Regions from separate parts of the Mus musculus genome. Here region 2 is linked to region 1. The links are chromatin loops, found by intact Hi-C in ENCODE. Cell type or tissue: heart. All regions are shown on one strand.

Evidence for each region. Peaks named below come from ENCODE experiments on the same cell type or tissue, not always from the same donor. Only the 100,000 strongest peaks of a DNase experiment are listed, where the experiment ranks them.
Region 2: it touches region 1 in a loop (2.3-fold over the local background); 5 of 42 quality-filtered maps call a loop at or near these places.

What each region holds. Positions count from the first base shown.
Region 1 is chr5:113,176,606-113,184,605 of GRCm38, forward strand. 2900026A02Rik (RIKEN cDNA 2900026A02 gene) reads right to left here. Exons shown (of 13, transcript NM_001375886.1): 5 at 5,449-8,000. Among named protein-coding and RNA genes, the nearest start is that of Gm42161, 35 kb to the left of the region's middle. In heart, CTCF peaks have their summits at 3,694 (motif pointing right) and 5,202 (motif pointing left); DNase peaks (open chromatin) are centred at 3,836, 4,645 and 5,655; H3K4me3 peaks cover 1,286 bases; H3K27ac peaks cover 2,778 bases.
Region 2 is chr5:113,306,551-113,314,550 of GRCm38, forward strand. It overlaps Sgsm1 (small G protein signaling modulator 1), which reads right to left and starts at 4,236. Exons shown (of 25, transcript NM_172718.3): 1 at 4,124-4,236; 2 at 3,998-4,041. The coding sequence starts at 4,142. In heart, CTCF peaks have their summits at 4,303 (motif pointing left) and 7,674 (motif pointing left); DNase peaks (open chromatin) are centred at 4,281 and 7,681; H3K4me3 peaks cover 1,669 bases; H3K27ac peaks cover 446 bases; H3K27me3 peaks cover 6,663 bases.

The DNA of each region.
Region 1 (8,000 bases):
GTAAAGAGCAACTCAACAAGAGTAGTCACAACATGTAAAGAGCAACGGCAACTCAACAACAAGGAAACAACTCAGTCAATGGTAAACGGAGCAGGAGAAAAATAGTAATTACTCCAAAGAATCATGCCAACAGCAGGACAATTAGCCCTTTAACCATAATGGGGCTGAACATCAGAACTGGGCCATACACTACATGCAACCAGCCTGGGTCACATGAGACCCCGTCTCCAAACAAAGACAACAAAAATAAGGAAGTTACAAAAGGCATGCTACACTGTGTGAGTCCTGTGAGCCAGGCTAAGGAGAGGGCAGGATGGGCGGAGGAGGATGGTTTATGAGGAGCAGGACTTCTGGGGGGGTGGCACAGGTGGTCCCTGATGGACTGTTTAACAGTAGCTGCATCTCACAGCAGAAAGAACGCAGTCGGGGGGCACGCCCTCCACCAAGGTCGATCTGAGTCCCCCAGGACACGCCCACCTGTGCTGGGTATCTCCACCATAGCTCTCACATCCTCCCCGGGGGTCCTAGGTCTCTCCTGTCACTCAGATGGCTCCTTTCCGGTCTGTCCCCCAGCTTCCTGCCACCCTCAGACTCTCGGTGATCTCCCCTACTCCCTGGCTTCAGGTTGCCTGTGCCTATGCAGCCACTGCAATGTTCTGTGGGACTGATCCAGTCAGTCACGCAAGCTTGAGCATGGCCGGGGCAACAGAGAAATTAGATTGAATCTAATTTAAACTAAATAATACATAAATAGCAGGTGCCGCCACCTGGCTTCTCCTGCCTCCTGCCTCAGACACCAAAATGCTCACCATATCTGACAAGAACATTCCTTTTTTAAAACCAAATAATATTCCACTGTGGGGCTACTCCACGCTTTATTTTCCCAGGGATCCTTCCTGAGATGGGGCCTCACCCAGCCCAAGCTGGAACTCTGAAGATGGTTTGGAACTCCTGATCGGGGCATGGGCCCCAGCCTGGCCAGCACACGTATCAGACGTTCCCAATGGACAGAGAGCAGGATGTGAACACCAGGAACAAGCCTGGACACTAAAGTGCATCGTATGGCTTAAACTTGTATTTCTTAGTACTGCTCTGTGTGTGTGTGTGTGTGTGTGTGTGTGCACGCGTGTGCGCACACTCGAGCACGTGTATGTGAAGGGGCTATGTGTGTGTGTATACTGTGTGGTGTGTGTGTGTGTAGGGAGGATGTCTGTATAGGTGGGATGTGTGTGTAGGGTTATGTGTGTTGGGGGTTGTGTGAGTGTGTAGGGAGATGTGTGTAGGGAGATGTGTGTAGGGAGATGTGTGTGTGTATACAAGGTGTGTGTATATAGAAGATGTGTGTGTAGGGTGTGTCTGTGTAGGGGGATGTGTGTGTGTATATAGAAGATGTGTGTGTAGGGTGTGTGTGTAGGGGGATGTGGGTGTAGGGGGAATGTGTGTGTAGGGGGATGTGTGTGTGTGTGTGTGTGTGTGTGTGTAGGGGGATGTGTGTATAGGGTGTGTGTGTACAGGGGATGTGGGGGGGGATGTGGAGGGATGTGTCTGTGTGTGTAGGGAGGATGTGTGTGTATAGGGGATGTGTGTATGTGTGTGTACGGGGATGTGTGCCACGTGCCACCTCACCTTCTCCCTTCATAAGGTGGTAAGACTCAACAAACCTGAGTCACCAGACATCTTTACCCACCGAGTCACCTCACCGGCTCGTTTTTTATTTTCAGGCTGGGGGTTGGGGGTGCATGTGGAGGTCAGAGCAGGGCTGTGTACAGCCAGGTTCCGCCCTCCATCAAGGGGGACTGAACTTGGGTCACCCACCTTAACAAGCAGGTGTGCACTGGGGTCAGCAGAGATCTCAACCAAAGTTACCTGTCAAGGCTAACCCCGAGGATTTCAGCCTAAGTGGTCTGGGATGCCCCCCCCCCCCCCCCCGGTCACCCTGCTGGATTCTCTGCTTTGAACCCAGCTGTCAGCAAGCACGAAAACGCTCTCTCCCATAGGAAGTGACACAAAACCAGGCTAAGCCTCATAATCCTTGTGGCTTCTGAAAGCAATCCCAAAAGAGTCGGGGCCACAAAAGATGCTCTGAGCATCCTTTCTTAACCCTCAAGCTCAGGCCTGTGGTAAGATAGCTTCACCCCACAGAGTGTAAGCTTCCCCCACCCCAGAACTCTGTGGGGAATTCACACTCTACACCCCACAGTCCCTTGACGGATAAAATCTGCCTATGCATCCAGAACAGAAATACACACATCCATGTGTGTGCGCATGCATGTGTGCTTGTGGGTCCATGTGTGTACGTGTGATTGGAATGTGTATACAAGCACATGTATCTGCGTGTTAGTGTCCATGCATTCATGTGCATGTGTGCACACGTGTGTGTGCTTGAGTGTGTGTGTTACGTGGTGTGTTTCATAGGTGTCCGTACACACCCAGAGAATATTCCTAACTCTTTTTGTTTTGTCTGGTTTTTTTTTTAAGATTTATTTATTATTATGTGTGAGTACACTGTAGCTGACCTCAGACACACCAGAAGAGGGCATCAGATCTCATTATGGGTGGTTATGAGCCACCATGTGGTTGCTGGGATTTGAACTCAGGACCTTCAGAAGATCAGTCAGTGCTCTTACCTACGGAGCCATCTCGCCAGCCTTTGTCTGTTTTTCAAGACAGGGTTTCTCACTGTAGCCCTGGCTGTCCTGGAACTCACTCTGTAGACCAGGCTGGCCTCGAACTCAGAAATCCGCCTGCCTTGCCTCCCAAGGGCTGGGATTAAAGGCGTGTGCCACCACTGCCTGGCTATTCCTAATTCTTGAGAGACACAGGAAAGTCCCAACGGCTGGAACATCTTTACCAGCTCCCCCACCCCAACCCCCATCCCTGAGCAAATGATCCCTTCCCTCTCTGCCCCGTGTTTGTCTTTTTAACAACCAGCATTCTGGGCACCTCTGTGGCTTCTTGTCTTCACTCATCTGATTGTTTTTGATCTTTAAGATCAGGAACCAGATCAAGGGAAGGAAGGAAGGACGCCCAACAATGGGATGAGGGTCAGGTCCCCAGGGACCAGCCTGTGCTAAGGAAGACCCTGACTCAGCAACAAAACAAAACAAGCCTTCCAGGAGAGAGGCCAGAAGCGGGAAGCTGGTCCGTGGATCCCTCCGCCAAGGGAAAGCTGATCCCGCCCCCCCCGCCCCCCCCCCCCCGACAACCAGCCCTCCTGGGGCCTGGGCGCTCTGGGCATCATCCAGGACCCTCTGCAGCCCAGGCGCTCCTGTTGCCAGTGGGTCCCGAGGTGCTGGCGAGCTGAGCTGCTGAGCTGCAGCGTGTCACATTCCAGCCCGGCAGTCTCTTCTGGCCCCCTCCCCCCGCTCCCACGGCAACGGGGGCGGGGCGTGAGAGCTGGGTGAGACCACCAGAGGCAAACCTTGCTGGACCATACTGCAGCTTCGGGTTCCCAACGGGGGCGTTGGGGGGAGTGGGAGGCAAGGAGCAGTGTGGGAAGAACCCACACTGGAGGAGGGAGGAGCTCAGTGCAAGTCTGGAAGGTTCCACTAGCGACGCTGAGCAACTCAGGGCTCCGGAGGAGAAACACAAGTTCGAAGCTCCAATCCCCCCATACTCCACACCATAAATGTGAGGACAATCCACATCCCATCCTTCGTGGCCAAAGCTGACTCTGTTCTCACAGGCCCCTCTAGGTGGCGCCCCTGTCTCTGACAGGCTAGACCCTGGTTCCTCTCTCACAAACTTGGGGATGAGAAACTGCTGTAATCCTTGGCTGCGCTCGACTCTGTAAACACGGCGTCCTAAAACTCCAGGGCAGCGTGGAAAGGAAGTCCAGGAACAAACCAGTCACGGGCCGGGGATTCACAGCAGCCAGAACTGTGGGAAATAAGTTCCTGGCCCGGTGTGGTTTGTTACAGCAGGAAACACTGAAGACTAGGCTGCTGCCTCTGCTGAACTGCTCAGCAAGGGCTAGGTGGGGCTGACTCCAGCCTCCAGATCTCCCAGCATGCCCTGCTCCCGGGGTCACCCATCAGGGCCTCCTCCAGGATGCCTTCCTGGGTCACTCCTCCGGCGCCTCATTGAGCATCATATAATTTCCTGACCTTGGGTTCCAGAGCCCTATCACCCAGCTGAGGTAAAAAGCTCCCCAAGGGCTGCACGCAGCTTCCTGTTTCTTCCCTGCTTTGTCATCTCATGGGATCCTGCCAGACCTGGGCTCAAGCATCTTGGCCTTTTGCTGTGTGACCTCTCTGAGCCCTGTTTTCGGGTTGTCTTATTTTACACCCGCAGCAGACCTTGTCGGCTCCCTGCCTGTTTCTCACGCCGATACAAGAGTTGGTGCAGAGCTGCCCTACTATGCGCAGAACGGTCAAATCCCATATATCCAAAGGCCCAGACATATTCTTCGACGTCAACAGGAATAAATAGAAAACGCATACTCCTGGCTCTCTGACCCTTGACCAGGTCGACCCAGTTGTGCCTACGAGCTTCCCAGAGGTTTCCCGGGCACCGGGTCTCAGTTGCCCACACTGGTAATTCCTTGCCACCTTCCCCAGTCCGCAGCCGGTCCTCCCTCTGGTCACCTCCTAAGAGACCTAAGACAGGCTGCTTCTGGAAAACCCAATCCAAAGTGAGCCGTCCTGTCAGACCCCGTGGGCTGCTTGGCATTCACTCACGGCACAGATCTTCCTGGAAGCTCTAGAGAGGACAACGGGTGAGGTGGCATCGAGCAGGTACTCTGCGACACTCACACATGTCCTCCCTCATCCAAGTCCCAGGCCAAATTTTGAACCCACAACCCGTGGCCAAGCAGACAGAGCCAGGCCAAGCACGGCCAGGACAAAATGAAGTTTTCTAGCAAGCCTCCTTATTTCAGGGTTAACACCTGAAAATGTGGATTTCTTTTAATAAATGTCCCTTTCTGTCTCAGGTTTCAAAATGGCCAATGGGCTGAGGCCCCGGTTGTTGTGGGGCGGGGCCGAGGTGGGGCAGGGCTGGGGCCAGGGGCGGAGCTGGGGCTAGGAGGAGCTTTAGTTCTCCCATGCCACACCCCGTAAAAAGGAAGGGGAAGGGAGGATAAAGAAAGGGACGGCTTGCCAGTTAAGAGCACTGACTGCTCTTCTAGAGGTCCTGAGTTCAATTCCTGGTAACCACATGGTGGCTCACAACCATCTAGAATGGGATCTAGTGCCCTCTTCTGGTGTGTCTTAAGACAGCAAGTATACTCATATACATTAAATAAATCTTTTAAAAAAATAGGAGAAAAAAATCCTAAGAGTCTGGAAGCAAGCACACCTAGGTATCCTGTTAGCGTGCAGTCCTCACCACTCCCTAGAGTGGCACCTCCACTCCGTCACACACTTACACAGCCCACGTGAAATCTGAGATCCTGGACATAGATACATACAAACAATATGACAAAATTCCAAGTGCCTCTGTACCCACCTTAGGGCCTTCTGGCCTCCTCGAATCCCTCTGACAGGGTCCTGCGGCAGCCTCGGGAGTCTCGGTGGCTGGGAGGTCCGGCTTCCCTTTGGACTGTTCTTGCCTCCGATGCCTGGCGTCCTGCATGACGGACAGGCCCTCCCGGATCCTGGCTGGTGGGCCCTTCTCTGAGCAGGCCCTCTTGATGTCCAGCGGCGACCAACCAGAATCGCGTGGGGGGGTTCCCCACGGCACCCCATTGCCTTCCACTCCCTGACCAGTGGATCTCCTCGGAGTCCCTTTCTTCCGGTCAGAGGGAGGTGACCCAGGGGAGACTGGGTACCTGCTGCCTGGCTCCTGGGACTTGGCTGAATTTTGCCAATGCTTGGTACCCTGGTGCTCACTGGAGGAGGGCTTGCTTTCAAACTCAGCGATGCCTGGAGATTTTCTCCTGGAACCAGCTGGGACGGCAGAAGGTGAGGGGCAGTTTTCTCCAGGAGCCGAGTGTGGCGGTGCCCACAGTGGCAAGCCAGACTTGGTGGTCATGGCTGCCCCTAGGGGCTCTGCTGGCTGCTTGCTGGGGCCAGGGGAGTGGAGAGCTTTCACGGAGCGCCCTGCTTGTTGCCCGACACTGTCTGACTGGGGGGCCTCCTTCAGGCTCCTCCGTCTCCACTCCGCCTCCTTGGGCCAACCTGATCTCTCCTGAGGCGAGCTGCTGGGCTCTGCAGGAGGGCTGTCCTGCTGCTGCTGGGTCTTGCTGGTTATTCTGCTTGACCGCTCCTTGTACTCTGCCATCAAAGCGTCAAGGTCAAGGACGCTCGATCTGTAGCCATCTCTCATCTTCCCTGGGAACGTTTCACTAACCACCTCTGTCCTCCTCCTCACCAGGAGGCTTCTGGGCCGCTGCCTCAGGACCGGGGATGTCTGTGGGGCATCTCTTTCCGAGGATGCCCCGATCTTGAGGTCCTTTGCAGCGCTATCTTCTGACCCTCGAGAAAGCCACAGAGCATCCACATCAATGATTCTGTCCCTGGAAAGATCCAGAGTCCTGTCCCCTGCAGACGTGGTGGGCTGGTCTGTGGACTTCGGGTGTTTTGAAAGGTTCCATGTTTCTTCGTACTCTCTCCCCTTAGCGGAGCCCTTGCTGCTGACGGGAGACCATGGCTCTTCATGGCCGGGAGAAGCCAGAACGGACACAACAGAGCGAGGTGACAGAGGTGGAGGTGTTTTTCTGGAAGGTTCCAACATATCTTCAGTCCCTGACTTAATCACACTCTTGACCTTCTGAATATCAGGAACCTGATAAGTCACCGCAAAGAAAGTCGCAGTGGGCTCTACAGACGGCCCCTGCTTCTCCACCAGGAAAGTCCTGCCTTGTAAGGCATCTGGTGTCACCTCCTGAGTTTGTGCCTGCTGGTGGGACAATGGGGGTCTCTGTAAGGCACAGGTTGGGGAGGTCAGACCATCTGCTGGTCTCTGCTGCCTTTTGGTAGCACTCTCTGGCACGAGGAGGTTGAACGGATCAAACTTGGCATCATGGGGCAAAGTCCGCCGCCTCAACCTGTCCACCCTCAGCTCTGAAGGGTTGGACCTCCTCATTCTGACTTCAGGCTGGGACACCTGGGCCAGCCTTGGGTTATCCTCACTGGCAACCATGAGGGAACCTCTTTTTGGGGACAAGGAGTCTGGCCCTGTCTGTACTTGGGAGTCACAGGGCTCAATGTTGGCCCTGGAAGGAGGACCTGAAGAGACATTCCAGGTTGGACCCCTTTGGGCAGTACTGAGATCTTTGCTGACCACAGCGCTGCCGTGCCCACTTGCCACTCCCCGTCCTGTCCATTTGGGAGATTGGCAAGTGTCTCCAAATCCATCCCTTGTCTGATGACAGTCCAGCTTCTGTCCACTGCCTTCCTTACCCCGAGCTTCCCATATAAGACTTGCCCTTTGGACAGCACCCCCATTAGCCTGTAGAGAGCACTCCAAGTAAGTAGGGTTGACTTCCTGGGACAGCTGCCGGACAGGCAGTGAGAGCCGGGATCTGCCACTGCGCAGGGTCACCGCTTTCTCCTCAGGCACCCTGGACACAGCTTCACTGTGTGCACGTTCCCCTGAGGCATGCACGATGTCATACCTGGGCTGGACCCTCTGGGACACAGGGGAACTTTCTAAATGCCTCGGGACAGAGCGGCTGTGTCTCTCTTCCATGGGGTGCATCTCGGGGACAGGTGTTGGATACTGTCTCCGTTCCACATCCGCAAGAGCTGCTCGTCCCAGCATCCCTGGGTCAGCATGGTCCGATGACCACCTGGAGCGGTCTCTCCTGTCTGCCACTCCTGGTGGTTCCTTCCCTGGCCAATTCTCAGGCCTTGGTTTGGGAACCAGGGGCGTGTCAGCTGTATCACAAGGGGGTGTGGTTGAGAGGCAACGGTTAGCCTGGTCAGCCACTGTGTGTCTCTCCACATGATGCTCAAACACCGTGGCCCACACCTTCTGGAAGCTCCCATCATCTTCCGGACTGACTTCAGAAGGACCTGCGTCTCCCGCTGATCGAGCACCCCAACACCTGTCGGGGT
Region 2 (8,000 bases), 130 kb after region 1:
GTGGTGATGGTAATTGTGGTGGTGCTGGTGATGGTAGAAGGGGGTGTAGATTGTGGAGGTGGTGGAGATAATCGTAGTGATGGTGGTGAAGGGTGGTGGATAGCGTAATGATGCTGGCACATGGGGGTATCTCGTATACCACAAGATGTTAAGCGGTATCCCTGGATTCTTCCTGCAGATGCTGGGAGCACCCACTGCTGTTGCGACCAAAATGTTTCCAGACACACCATATGTCCCCCGGGGGCAGAGCTTCACACGTACACAGAAGACACATTAACCCCCGTGTGCGATTCGAGCCATGCGCGGTGACCTGCGTGTTATCTGGCAGCTGTTTTGAGGTGGCCAAGCTGTCCCCAGTCCTACATTAGAGCTGCCTGGTTCGAGTGAAGCCCGAGCGTCTCCATGGTAACACAGCTCAAGTCCCTCACGTTCCTTTAGCCTCCCTAGCACATCCCCCCCTTCATCCCTTCCTCCACTTCAGGGCTGGGAAATGGGGTGGGCTCAGCAGCAGCGAGGATGGCTTCGCAGGACGGCTCCCTGCTCTCTCCCTACCCCGTGCTAGCAACGGCTTCCCCTACAGGCTCTGTCTCCTAGCACTGACTCCTTCCAGGGGTCTCATCTGCTGCCCACCGGCCCCCGCTTTCTCCTTTCCAATTAAGAGGTCTGGCAGCAGCCAGAGGCAGGAAAACAAGGAGGTTAGTCACTTAGCTTCCGTTATCAACCTGGATCACGTGGCTGGCTCTTTTAATGGCTGTTGTCATGGCAACGGGAAGCCAGTCCCTGCTCGCTCTGGGAACCAAAACAAAATTAAGGGGTGGCAGCAGGGAGGGGAAGACATGCCAGAGAGGAGACTGCTTAGAGATGGGGGTAGGGGAGGGCTTTAGCTGGAGGAAACAGCTTCCCTGTGATACTGACCCGACCCCAAAGGAGCACAGGTGACAGACAGGGTGGATGTCAGGTGACAGGGTGGATGTCTGCACTTAGCTTATCCTGCCCTCTGAGTCATCTTCATCCCTATTGTGACAAAAAAAAATGGACACCCAGACATGGGCAAAGATAAAGACAGATGCCTCTGAGAGACTGTGCAGTTCACAAGCCATCAGTTTGGGTGGCACCCACTCCTTGCCACCTTCCACATTCTCCAAGCTTCCTACAGTTCCCCTCTTGTTCCTTGTGTGTGTGTGGGGGGGGGGCACCTCTGTTTCCAGCAGGTTCCTCATCTCTGCTCCAGCTGCCTCTGCACCCTCAAGTTCAGCGTGTCCCTGCAGCTTGGCCCTCTGTGTCCCTTCTCTCTGCCGCGGCTTTCATGGTTCTCCATGGTCGTGTCCTGCAGGCTCACAGGTGTTTTTGTTCAGTGCTGGGGCACGCGTTATGGTCTTGTAAAACAATACCTCATGTCCCTTCCAGAGTCCTCCTCTTTCTCATGTCACTACTGAGTCTGCCTGCATCCTCTGCCTCTTCCAGCCGAATGTCTCCGTTCTGGCTCTCCAACTACAGCTCTGGTTGAACTTGGGGCTCCTTCCTGAACTACCAGACAGGTCCTGGGTCCCGACAGCTCCTCAGGCTGCCTCTGGACAGAGCTTCCAACCCCACAGGCTCTGAGGCAGGCTTGCACAGCTGTTTGGCTATCTAGGGAAGTCCCTTGTCACCTCTTCCAGGAGGAAGAGGGAGGCTGTGGTCCACAGGGGTGTGGCTCATCTGAACTCAGACAGAGAAGTTGCTGATCAGACTTTGAGGCAACTTTCTCCCTATCCATATCTATCTGACATTGGAGGAGTGGCTCATTACCCAAAGAGGTGGCCAGAGGAAGCAGTGTACATAGAGGGCAAGCATAGGGGGCTTACTTGTGAGCTTGCAGATGGCAGACTTGCTCATGTTCTGCACTGGGTCTGTACACTTCAAACATGGCTTCCTGCTTCTGGGCACCCTATTCCCAGTAGGGTGATGGGAATCACGTTACCCCTGTACCCCAGGAGCTTGGATGACCTGGGAGTGATTACACTACCTCTGGCCCTTCTTGGCTGGGTGCTGTTAGAAGCCACTCCCCTACTGTAAGCCCCAGTTCTGTATCAACCATCTTCATAGGGTTACTATGTCTGCAGTACACGGAGCACAAAAAAAACCCAAAGAAGCTCAGATCCTCTGGGTGACCGACCTCCGTAAATGCAAGATTTAGAATCTGTGAGCAGTTTGTGACTGGGAATCCCGACTTCTGCTCCCAGCTTTGGAGCTTTTAGTAATCGGACAAAGCAGCAAGAAACTGTCCTTGCCTGGCCACTCTACTCCGGCTTGAGCCAAGAAGATGGCTCACTCCAAACTTAGTGGGACCACAGAAGCAGGGAATCCAGCAGACTTGTGGACACAGGGTGGAGAGCAATGTCCCCACAGCATTTCCAGGAACCCAAGCTAGACTGGGGAGGAACAGTAAGGGACATGTGTGTGGGCCATGGGGCCACATGCGTCACTCTGCAGATGGGAAAGCGGTGATCTTACAAAGAGAGGACGTAGGAAAGATGAACTCTGAGGGGCCATGTGGCACAGCTATACACGGATGTCTCCTAGGTTCCCCAGGGCCTGCTGACCCTGTCTTTCATTGTACATCCTATTTGGTCAACCATTTCCCTAGTAAAGTGGGGGTCAGCTCCAGGCATGAGGAGCAAGCATTACAGCCAGGGCTGGGTAAAAAACCACGGCCTTCCAGCTTTAAACCTAAGGGCTGAGACCCTTCCCCGAAGGGCAGGGGTGTGAGGTTTCAGGGTTGGGGTCTGGATAGTATCTTCAAACAGGTCTTTACAAAGATGGAGGTAAAGACTTCTAGGCCTTTCTGAGGGACCCCCTTCTATCCATCTTACATATCACCTCGAAGGAAAATTCTAGAATCTGCAGCAATCCACGGAGCTAGTTCTTTAAAAGGAATGTGCTACACACAGAGACACAAACACAGGCACACACCCACGATCCCCAAGAGGAGGAAGGAACCGGGGACAGGTCCGGGCCTCCAACTGCCCAGGTGGCTGCCACCAGGAAGGGAGGCCCTCCTGAGTGACACCCCTAACACACACACGCGCGCGCGCACACACGCACACACACCCCACAGGTATACACACACCTCCATGCTCAGGAAGCAAGGGACAGACTCCAGCCTGGCTCACAGATTCACAGCCAAGCAAGGACTTGGGATAAGAACCCCAGGATGAAGACAAGGCAGCAGGGACGGGAATGGGGGGTGGGGGTGACTGAAGGATAGGGCGGAGCCAAAATGGGAGGGCAATGCCACACCACATACATACTCAATCTTACCCATTCACACAAATACACATTCGTAGACTCGCACAAGCAGACACAATATATAGATCATCCTTAGGTATTTCCAGGCAGGTGCACATACATATATGCACATGTCCTGGGCAACATACATCTACACCACAGGCCCACAGACATCTAAACGTCGCCTCAGCCTTCTAAACTCTCCCAATTCCCACGGCCCTGGGAGGTCACTGGCTGTGAACGCCGAGGTAAGGCTAGGATCTCAGCTGCTTCCTTCATCCCGGGGGAGGCAGGCAGCCACTCCTGTCTGATCCCATGTATCAGTGGAGGGCACCTGCTCTGTGACCCTGGCCCAGGTCACAGGCTCTCCTGCACAAAGTCCCTGGCACCTAGAGGTGGCTCCAAGGACTGAGTATCTGACATGGGTTGGGGGATAGCTTCATGTTCCAAAATTGAACCTGTCCCCTCCCAAAACCTGATCTTCCTCGGGGATATTCCGCATCTCTAATGAGGAGCCCCGCATCACCCTACTCTACCCCCAGCAATGAGAACCTGCCCCTCCGCGAGGTCCCACCTGGACACCTTCCGATCCTACACCCAGAGGGCCCCACGCACTGAAACACCCGTTTTCCAGCGACCCCTCCCCAGCCCCCGCCCTAGTTAGCCATGCACAGCCACCGCCAGCCAGAAGCCCGCGGTGGCCCTGTCACCCTGGGGTGGCCGCCCCTACCTCCTTCTTCACAGTGCGCAGCAGCCTCTGGCGGGTCTCGGCCTCTGCGGGACAAGCAGGGAAGCGCGGTGAGCGGCACCGAGGCCGCGGGGCCTGGCCGCCCTCCCGCTGCCCGCCCGTGCTTACCCGCAGGGACCGAAGCCATGGCTCAAGCTGGTCGGTGCCCGGTTCCCGGACGCGTCCCCGCTCCGCGCCCTGCTGCAGCCGCGAGGGGGCGGGACCGGCAGGGGATGAATGACAGCCCAGGATGTAGACGTCAGAACCTGACATCCCGCCCACCCCACCCACGAAAGCTCAGCGCCGCCTCCTGGACAGCATACAGCAGAGCATCCGCATCCAGCCTCCTCCAGGCGTTAGCGACAGGCCTTGCCAAGTTGCCTAGGGTGACCTAAGATGCGGAACCGTGCTCCACATCCCGTGTGTCCATCCACGCGTATTTAGAAACGAGGCAAAGCCAGGCACGGGGCACACTCCTATCGACTCCTCAGTGGGGAGACTGAGGCAGGGGACTCAACCTGGGCGACATAGCCAGGCCCTGCCGCCACAATAAAACTAGACTCATCCTGTATAAAGTGGGTATAAGTTCTAGAATGAGCTGATGATCAAGCGAGATATTTGATGTGTAATTCTCATCATAGACAAGACAAAAAAAACAAAACAAAACAAAACAAAACAAAAAAAGGGCCAGCTTTCATACGGGGTAGCTGCTGCTGTTTCATATACCCCCTTCCTCCGTCCCCTCCTCCCCTTCCCTTCCCCCTCCCCCTCTTCCTCCTCTTTTTACTCCTCCTCCTCTCTTCTCCCTTTCTCCCTTTTCAGACTAATCAGATACACTGACTCCCCATCTGGAAGAAGCCTGCCTCTTCTTCACTTGCTGCTCCCCCTATACTGGGAACCAGGGTTCAGCCAGGATCTCTCAGTCCCAGGGTTGGGAGTTTGAAGCAAAGGAGATGGACACATTGCCGCAGCACTCAGATGGTAGACAGTAAACCATCTGAGCAAGTGATAGAGGGTTGGAAGGTTCTAGAGGGACGTGGAGTCGATGCAGGGGAGATACCAGTGACCGGGGCTGTCTTGTGGAACAAGGGGCATCTTGCTGAGTTTTCTTTCTGAGCAAGAAGGGAAAGGAGGAGGCTGGGGAATGCTTGGGGAAGAGGAATCCATACAGTTCAGCGGTTAAGAGAACTGAGTGCTCTTCCAGAGGTCTTGAGTTCAAATCCCAGCAACCACATGGTGGCTCACAACCATCTGTAATGAGATCTGATGACCTCTTCTGGTGTGTGTGTGTGTGTATACCAGAACCCCTCTTGTGTGTGGCAGTGGTGTCTCTGTCACGATACCCCCCCCCACTCTCTCCTCCCCCACTCTCTCCAGTGAGGTGTGCTTAGTGTCTCCAGGATGCCACAGAATGAGAAATAAGGACTTGACAAATATAATTGAGGACTTACTACATCCGGAGCTCTGGTTGCATAAACTTACCGAGCCTCCAGCCCCCCCCCCCCCCCCCATGAGCCTCACACACAAAGAAAGTCAAGCCCAAGACGTGGGAGAATTTTCTTCAGGTCCATACACAAAGCAAGCAATAGCTCAAGCCATGGACCGGGTGGATCATCTCACCAGGGGCAGGTTAAGATGAATCAGATGTTTCTCGCCAAGCCCTTCAAACCTTTTCAGAGAACATAGAAGTTTTCCTCTAATATAAATGGTTTCTAGTGGTGGTTTCAATATGCTTGGCTGTCCTGGAACTTGCTCTGTAAACTCACTCTCTTGAGCTCAAGAGATTTGCATGGCTCTATCTCCTGAATGCTGGGATCAAAGTCATGGTCCACCATGCCTGGACCTAAGCTTTCCTTCACCTAGATCTAAAAGCTTGTGTCATCCTGTGACAGTTTGACACACAGTCATATCTCCTTATCTCCAAGTGAAACCAATAATCACATCATAATAATATAACTATCCACGGTTTAGCTGCAAACAATAAGCTTAGCTGGGTGGGATCTTGCCCTGAGATCACCACTCCCTTAATCCGTTTGTCTCCTTGAACGTAGGATTCAGCTCCTTTTCATTTCCTGGGGCCCCTTCATTACTTGAAGCACACTCGTTTTTTCTTTTTAAGCTTGCTATGCTTGCTCAAAATGCTCTTCATAAGACTGAATCACAGGATCATGTCTAAATTGGGGTTTCTATGAGACTTAATTGTTAATTCTGTCTAGGCTGGCCCATTAAGCTCCACTTAAAGCATTCCATGGCGTTCCAAACCCAAAGTCCCAAAACCCATATTCTTTCAAACAAAAGCATGGTCAGGCCTATGACAGCAATACCCCACTCCTGGTACCAACTTCAGCCTTTTTATTTATTTATTTTTTAAAAAGATTTATTTACTTATTATATGTAAGTACACTGTAGCTGTCTTCAGACACACCAGAAGAGGGCATTGGATCTCATTGTGGATGGTTGTGAGCCACCAAGTGGTTGCTGGAATTTGAACTCAGGACCTTTGGAAGAGCAGTCAGTACTCTTACCCACTGAGCCATCTCACCAGCCCCCCAACTTCAGTCTTAATTAGAGTTCCATTACTGTGAACAGACACCACGATCAAGGCGACTCTTACAAGGACAACATTTAATTGGGGCTGGCTTACAGGTTCAGAGGTTCAGTCCATCATCGCCAAGGCAGGAGCATGGCAGCATCCAGGCAGGCCTGGTGCAGGAGGAACTGAGAGTTCTACATCTTCATCTGAAGGCTGGAGGAGACTGACTCTGGCAGCTAGGAGGAGGGTCTCAAAGCTCATGCCCACAGTGACATACTTCCCCCAATAAGGCCATACCTCTTAATAGTGTCACTTTCTAGGTCAAGCATATTCAAACACCGCATAGCTCCAGGGCATTTGAGTCGAGCCATTGCCTTGGGGCTGAATCCGGAGCCTTGAACCCTGTCCTACTTAGGTTTACTATTGCTGTGATAAAATACCATGCCCTTGGCTGGGCAGTGGTGGCACACGCCTTTAATCCCAGCACTTGGGAGGCAGAGGCAGGCGGATTTCTGAGTTCGAGGCCAACATGGTCTACAGAGTGAGTTCCAGGACAGCCAGGACTACACAGAGAAACCCTGTCTTGAAAAACCAAAAACCAAAAACCAACCAACCAAACAAACAAACAAACAAAACACCATGCCCAAAAGCAAGTTAAGGAGGAAAGAAAGGGCTTATTTGGTTTATACTTCCCTGTTGTTCCACTGAAGGAAGTCAGGGCAGGAGGCTAGAGCTGTGCAGAGGCCATGAAGGGGTGCTGCTTTTTGGCTTGCCCAGAAATGGCACCTCCCACAGTGAACTCGGTCCTCCCACATCAATAACCAATTGAGAAAATGCGCCCCCCAACACACACACAGAGAGAGAGAGAGAGAGAGAGAGAGAGAGAGAGAGAGAGAGAGATGGCGGCATCTTCTCAGTTGAGGTTCCCTCCTCTCTGATGACTGTGGTTTGTGTCATTGACGTAACACTGGCCAGCACACACCCTATGGCGGCTTAAGAAGCACTAGGAAAGCTTCCTTGTAACTTAGAGCTTTTCCCAGGCTGCGTGCGAATTCCCACCGGTTGATCAGTGATGGGGCTGGCTCACCCTGCAGCGGGAGCCGGGCGGTGCTTCTGGTAGGGTGCCTGCGGCGCCCTCTAGCGACGACTATGGGCATCGCGCGCAGCACTAAGGAGAGGCGCTGGATATGCAGCGATTAGCTCGTCGCGGCCCTGCAACAGCGCACATCTTCACAATTCACAGCTCAGTAAGGATGATAACCACGGCTGCGACTTGTTGATGAGGCCAATGCTGAATGCTACGTATGTTGTCTCACTTAAGCTGCCAATCAACTGCACGAAGGATCCTCCAGGGAAAACAAAGACACACAACAAAGAGAAAGGGGACCTGACCCTTGAGCGAGGCGTTCTCCGTGCAAAGGAACCCCACTTAGCTTGCCTCGCTGCTGCAATGGGTAATCTAAGCGACACCCA